Linked DNA regions of Homo sapiens: region 2 is linked to region 1. A link is a contact called in ENCODE Hi-C or POLR2A ChIA-PET data. All regions are on one chromosome and are shown on one strand. Each heading gives the region's core, a stretch centred on a gene start or an enhancer-like site at or near the end of the contact. The rest is flanking DNA. Distances are from core to core; before and after follow the strand shown.

The links. A loop is a pair of places that touch in the nucleus more often than their neighbours do. ChIA-PET counts read pairs that join two places held with the same protein, here RNA polymerase II (POLR2A). Pooled maps may share reads with other maps.
Region 2: a map of endothelial cell of umbilical vein shows a loop between it and region 1 (9-fold over the local background). The contact joins two enhancer-like sites. A Hi-C loop is called at or near these places in 6 of 168 maps with a recorded cell type or tissue (CD4-positive, alpha-beta memory T cell, GM12878, endothelial cell of umbilical vein and 1 more), 31 of 37 single-sample maps with no recorded cell type and 17 of 50 pooled maps. POLR2A ChIA-PET finds 5 or more read pairs at or near these places in 1 of 52 experiments (activated T-cell).

Annotation. Positions count from the first base shown.
Region 1 is chr4:141,306,028-141,309,370 of GRCh38, forward strand. No RefSeq gene overlaps it. Among named protein-coding and RNA genes, the nearest start is that of LINC02432, 25 kb to the right of the region's middle. Within about 2 kb of position 1,349, at least 3 of the 41 ENCODE cell types and tissues checked have a DNase peak (open chromatin) inside an H3K27ac peak, as active enhancers do.
Region 2 is chr4:142,120,396-142,123,738 of GRCh38, forward strand. INPP4B (inositol polyphosphate-4-phosphatase type II B) reads right to left here. Exons shown (of 26, transcript NM_001101669.3): 20 at 2,897-3,020; 21 at 1,733-1,850. Among named protein-coding and RNA genes, the nearest start is that of IL15, 490 kb to the left of the region's middle. Within about 2 kb of position 1,741, at least 2 of the 41 ENCODE cell types and tissues checked have a DNase peak (open chromatin) inside an H3K27ac peak, as active enhancers do.

The DNA of each region.
Region 1 (3,343 bases), core at 99-2,598:
TGGCAACTCTTTCTAAAGCTATTTTTGCTTTTTTATACATTAATAAGTGATATGCTCTCTCTTTACAAACTATTAGTGAAGTAAAATAGATTTCTCTGGCTTCCAAAACAGAGAAAATGATACTTTGAGATGAGGCAGTTAGAAATGAGGCATGACACAATAGCTAATAGATTTTGTTTTCTGTCTTGCTTTCTTTCCCTCTCCTACCTTTCTATATTGCTTCATACTGAACTATCTTTAGATATAAGAGTGTATACTAAACTCTGTTTACTCTAAAATCCTTTACCATTGTATACACTTGCATTATAGTAAGAGTATGAGCATCATTTTGTATTCTATGTTTTTCCAGTATCATATATACAGTAAATCTATTATGTCAGTCCCTGAAATTACCATTTTTTGTTTGTTTTGAGATAGGGTATCACTCTGCCGCCCAGGCTGGAGTGCATTTGTGCTATCTAGGTTCACTGCAGCCCAACCTCCTGGGCTTAAGCAATCATCCCACCTCAGCTTCCTGAGTAGCTGGGACCACAGGCGTGCATCGCCACACGTGGCCAATTTTTGTATTTTTTGTAGAGACGAGGTTTTGCCATGTTGCTCAGGCTGGTTTCAAACTCCTGAGCTCAAGCAGCCCACGTGCCTCGGCTTCCCAAAGTGCTGGGATTACAGGCATGAGCCACTATGCCTGGCCTGAAATTACAATTCATAATGGCTTTATAGTAAAGCATTGTAATACTATATTGTACTTCATATAACAATTTATTTACTGCTTGCCATTTGTACTTGAGTTTTTCCAGTTTTTCAGTATATAATAATGAAATATGACATGGCTCTAAGCATCTTTATGTAAATTACTTCATTGTCTTTGTGTCTATTTTTTTCATGAAATATTCCCAAATAAATAATTATTGAACTAAAATGTAATAAAGGATATTTTTAAAATGGTAACCAGCTGCCAGACTGTTTCTCAGAAAGCTTGAACTGATATTCCATACCATGGATAATATTTTATCATAGCAATACAAAGTTTAAGCACTTAAATTTTTTTTTTTTTTGGCCAGTTTGATAGATGTAACTTACTCTATTATTTAAATCTTTTCATCTTCTCTGCGGTTAAAATAGAATGCTTGTAAAATTGGGACATGAATTTAGGGCAGAATCAGAGTGACAGCTTTCCGACAGATGACCTCTCCCTCATCAGTGTTATTTTCCAGTTTCTTTGGCTCATTTTGCAGTGAACAACCTAACAGGGTGAAAGTTCCAGATACTCTGACAAGGTGATGGTTTTGAAGAGAAGTTCTGCTGCTGGGCAGAAGAGGGCACTGTTTGTTTGTACTGAGGCAGAACAAACCCTGACCTGTTTAGAGAGAGCAATCACTGTCAGAGCCAGCTCTTCACTTCACACTTGTGGTCCTGTGACCACTGTGGTGGCGACCGCAGCTCCTTCCATGCATGACAAGTCCTGTTAAGCATTGAATTTGTTATTATGCACTGAGGTCTGTGAAGTTCCTGCCTCCTAGAAGACCAATGGAATCATTTACACTGCTGTCACCGAGGAGTTAGCACCCAGGCAGTTGCCTACCACAAGAAGGAGGGCTGGTTTGCTCCAGGAGACACCAGCCGGTCCGGACACCTGCAAGACTCTGGGGAACCACAAGGTTAATTAGAATTTGATGAGCAGTGAAGGTCAGGAATTTAGAAAGGCTGGAATAGCAACCAGACTAGGATTGTAAGAACATTTTTGTTAAAATTAAGAAGTAATACCCAAGATTTTTAGGCCAACCACATTTCTGTATTTCTTGTTTTTTTTGTTGTTGTTTATTTTTTCTAGTTAAAAAAAGTCACATAGGAAATGTACAAATGCATTATTATTACAAAAGATTAAATCACACTATGAAGTGCTGAGCAATCTGTATTCTCTCTTTGGCCTCTTCATTCCACTCACACTCCCTTTCTCAAAGGCCACTGCTGTTAATAGTTTGATGACTTTGTTGTGGGCCTTTACAGACACAGGTGCATACACTGTACACATATATCTTTTTTTCTCTCCAAGAGTGGGATCTTGCCATACATATTATCCTGAAACTAGTTTTTTCCCCCACTTAACCATAAATCGTGTCACTGTTTCCATGAGTTCAAATTGGTCTTCTTTTGCATAACTATCTGTAATATGGATTATCATGAATTAATTAACCATTATACTGATGAAACATTAAGGTTTTCAATTTTCACTATTACAAATAATGCAAAGTGAATGTTCTTGTGTTTGTAACTCTGTGCACAGACTTCAGTGTTTCTGTAGGATGGATGCCAGATGTAAAATTGCAAGGTCAAATTTTATGAGCACTTAAAGTTTTAATAGATGTGGTCAAATTGCCCTCCAAAAAGGGAGAAGGTAACTTCTATTTATTTATTTTTACTATACTTTAAGTTCTAGAGTACATGTGCCAACGTGCAGGTTTGTTACATATGTATACATGCGCCATGTTGGTGTGCTGCACCCATTAACTCGTCATTTACATTAGGTATATCTCCTAATGCTATCCCTGCCCCCTCCCCCAACCCCACGACAGGCCCTGGTGTGTGATGTTCCCCACCCTGTGTCCAAGTGGGGAGAAGGTAACTTCTTAAAGTTATTGATATGTGCAGTCACGAGAGTGTTTGATGGTGCTAAACAGAAGAAACTCTTATGTTGTAGGCCAGAACCTTCAGTGGGCTGATTATATTTGTACAGTTGCCTTTGCTTCACTCCAGTGAAACCATTATGGACTCTTTCCTAAATGAGAATCTTGGGGTTAGTATAAAGACCTTCTAAACTGCAATGGGCCTCTGTCATATTTTTCTCAGGTTTGGGCAGAGGGTTAGGATAAAGGAAGGAGCAAAGTGTCTTCTTGACCTGCAGAAGAGGTTCGGGGGAAATGCCTTACACATCAGCAGGGGCCATGAGAGCAGGTCTTATCTGTGATGCCTCATATCTGATTCTGCTCTTGTCTGCCTACTGTCCACACTATTCTTCGAATCATAATTAGATCACATCGCATTCTGCAGAAAGCCTTCTAGTGGGCACCCCTGCAGGTACCTTGGCTTATTAGGCCCCTTTACACTCTGACCTCTTCCCCTGAGACATCATATCCAACTAGGCTGCCTTGTTCTTCCTGCCCCAACCCTCACCTCTCAGCCCACTGGCTTCATTTTGGCTCTAAACACACCAACTGAGAAAGTGAAGGGACTTCAAGTAGATGTCCCGGAGGGCTCTGAAATGTGCCCTCTACTTTGGGAAGCCTGATAAATCTAACAGAATGCACTGAATCTGATTGGGGCCAGGAACTGGGAAGAACAATGA
Region 2 (3,343 bases), core at 491-2,990, 810 kb after region 1:
CAATGAATCTATAGATCAATTATGGAGAATTACTAAACAATATTGAGTCTTCTAATCCATGAACACAGGCTGTCTCTCCATTTAGTGGATCCTATTAATTTCTCTCAGCAATATTTTGTGTCTTCTGTGTACAACATTCAGACTAACTTTGTTAAGTTTATACCTATTCTTTTCGATGTGATTATAAGTTAGACTCGTTAATCTAAACCACCATTTCTGACAACTTTCAGGACTGTGCTATTTCCTACTCCAATCCAAGTCAAGTCAGCCCCCTCTGTTAGTGAAGCTGCTGGTGTTAATGGCCTTGCCCTAGGAAATTGTGTTCACAGGGCCAGGGTTGATGGGAGCAGCCCTCAGCAAAATGCCACAGACTTCTACTGATGCTGCCCAATGTTCACTAGTTTCTCACAAATAAGTACTTCTGAATTTGTGGTGTGCATCCAATTTATTCTGTTTATCCTAAAATGGTTGTTTTGGATTGTTATTTCCAGTTGTAATATTCCTTTTGGAGAGAGGGTGTGCTAAGCTGCTCACTTCATCATTCTAGGAGCCATGCCCCTACCTGCATGATCACTTTTGAGTTTCAATACTGTTTGAAGAACTTCCTCAGAAAAAGCATGCTGTACTCTGCCTACACTAAATGGCCTGGTAAGCTTCCCTTAAACATTGTGATATAAGTGTTAGTGTTTCACTTTTGATAGTAAACTTGAGAGAAATATAGAATTGTACTGTTTTTCAGGTGTGCGTATGAGCAATTTTATTCTTTTTCTCCCAAATGAATGGCAAGTTAAGCATTAATTCTAGGTAAATATTTAGTTTCTGAGGATGTGGGTTTTTTTGTGAGTAAGAAAGTCACCTTTCAGTCAACTATGTGGTTCTGGGTATCCTTCATAACATTTAAAATAATTATTATATGTTTACTATCAACAGGAAAACAAGTTTACTTTGAACTTTATACTCAGTGTGTTTTGCATCTCTCTCTAGCATGAAAAGGCTCTCCCTTTTGTATGTTCATATGTTTTGAACATGACCCCAGAATGTTTCAAATTTTAAATATCCTCATGCAGCAATTAAAAGCACTAACACCGGAATAGTTTGGACCTCTGATTGAGACAACTTACTATAAGATGTACCTCTTCTATTGGAGGTCTGTTCTACACACCATCATTTTTCTTAATTATTTCTGACATTTTGCCTATCATACACTGACCTTCGAAGCTATTTATTGAAAACCCTTCTCGGAAATCTCATAGTCTGAGAGTGAATTGTCAAAAATAATTAAGAAAAATGGTGGTATATTCCCCTGACACAGAAATATATCTTTTCTAAAATGTTGCTGCTTTTAACTGAATTTAATTTAAAGTCATTTCAAGAATTATGAGTCTATTAACTGAACAACTCCCGCAAAAGTAAAAACACCCAGAGCTTTGGATGAGATAGTAATAAGGAGAAAAATGTTCTCATGCAGGCTATTATTTTGAATTTCTTGTATTTTGTGGGAGAGTACTGCCATACTCAACTCACTACAATTTAAAACATTCATGAGACTTCCAGGAGTTTTTTGAGATTGTCCCCTATCATATCATCCATGTGTATTTCTTACCAAAAAGGAAAAGAAAAAAAACAAAAGAAATATTCCCAAATCAAACCTGAATTCTCCTTGCCTCCTCTGACAGGAGTTAACACGACATGTCTAACAAAGCCTGGTCTTCAGGAAGTGAGCACTGCTTACCGTCTTCCTGTTATAACTGGCAACACATCATTGGATTTGGCTTCAATTATTTTAAATGCAACTTTCTTTAAATCGGAAATGCCAACGGCCATGTCCTCTAGCATTCCAATTTCATCGCCTAAACAATAGAAAAGGCACTTAGCTACAAACAAACATTTGAGGAAAATGTCACTAGCTACTATGCCTCCCTGCTGGAATTTGTTCTAGCATTTTATTGAATGAGTTTCTGAATGCAGTGAACCTACTCTAGACACTTTTCCTCAGAGGCTGAAGGTGTTTCTTAGTGAAATGAGAACCATTTCAATGGACTTCAGAAGTCAATCTACCCTTTGAGGGAAGGAAGAACGTGGACATTTGCTGTGAGGCTGGAGAGAGTGTTTTAACCCCTTTGTGATTTGTGCACCTTTCTTTCTACTGGCAGGACTGATATCTGTTGTCTAGAAATAACAGAGGTAGCTGAATTTATCATCACTGACCCAGGTTCATGCTAGTTTTGCATCTCCATACATTAACAAATGAAGCCTGACAGGGAGATCATTAAGATTCCAGATCAGCACTCTCTAACAGAAATATGTGAGCCACATATATAATTTTAAATTTCCTGGTAGTCATTTTTTAAAAGAGTGAAATTAAAAAGGTAGAATTAATTTTAATAATATATTTTACTTAATCCAGTATATCCAAAATACCATTTCAATTGTAAATTAATATGAAATTATTAATTATCAATATAAAATATCTTTTAAAACTAGTTTTTGAAATCTGGTATGCATATCTAGTACTTATTGATTTGGACTAGACACATTTCAATTACCCAAAAGTCACACAAGGCTACTATATTGAACAGTGCAGTTCTAGACATTACAGGGTTGAGACTTTAAAATCCAGTCATTGCAACTATGTTGGCACAGAGCCTTTTATATTAAAAAAGCCAGATGGCTGCTCAGGAGTCCACTCTGAAATAATCTATAATTCCATTTTCAAAGCATAATAGGAGGCAAAAGTAAGTTACAAGGTGAATGCAAAAAACTGAAAGTTATATTATTTTTGTAATACTTGGCACAATAAAGGTTTACTTATTTTTATGTTTTCTTGAAAAATTTCTGGATTAAATGTCCTTCTGAATAGAAATGTGATTTTAACTTGTACTAAAGCAATACTCACTGTATGTACTTAGCAGTCCTTCATATTGTACTATCAACCCCACTGTGTGAAGCTGCTGTAGGAAGCCTGGGTCATACAGACTTGTCTGTAATTTGATGATAAAACCACAAACCAATCCAGCAAGCTGAAAAAAAAATATTGATGAGATTTACTGCAGTTAGCAAACGTATTTGTTTTATTTTGAAATATTTTAAGACTTCTGAGGCATCACAGATTCGATTATCAGGTATGTATAACAAAACTACAACTATTTGGTAGGCATAGTAAAACAAGTTGACAGTCTTTGATCTAGAATTGCTGTGTATAAAAGTCTTGGGGAAGGTAGAAGTGCAAAGGGAAAAAGAACATGGACAGGAGTAAGGTTGATAGGTCTTCAAATCTTATATCTACCATTTCTAACAGTAAATTCATAAACACTTAAGCACTTCCAAATCTTACTATTTTTTG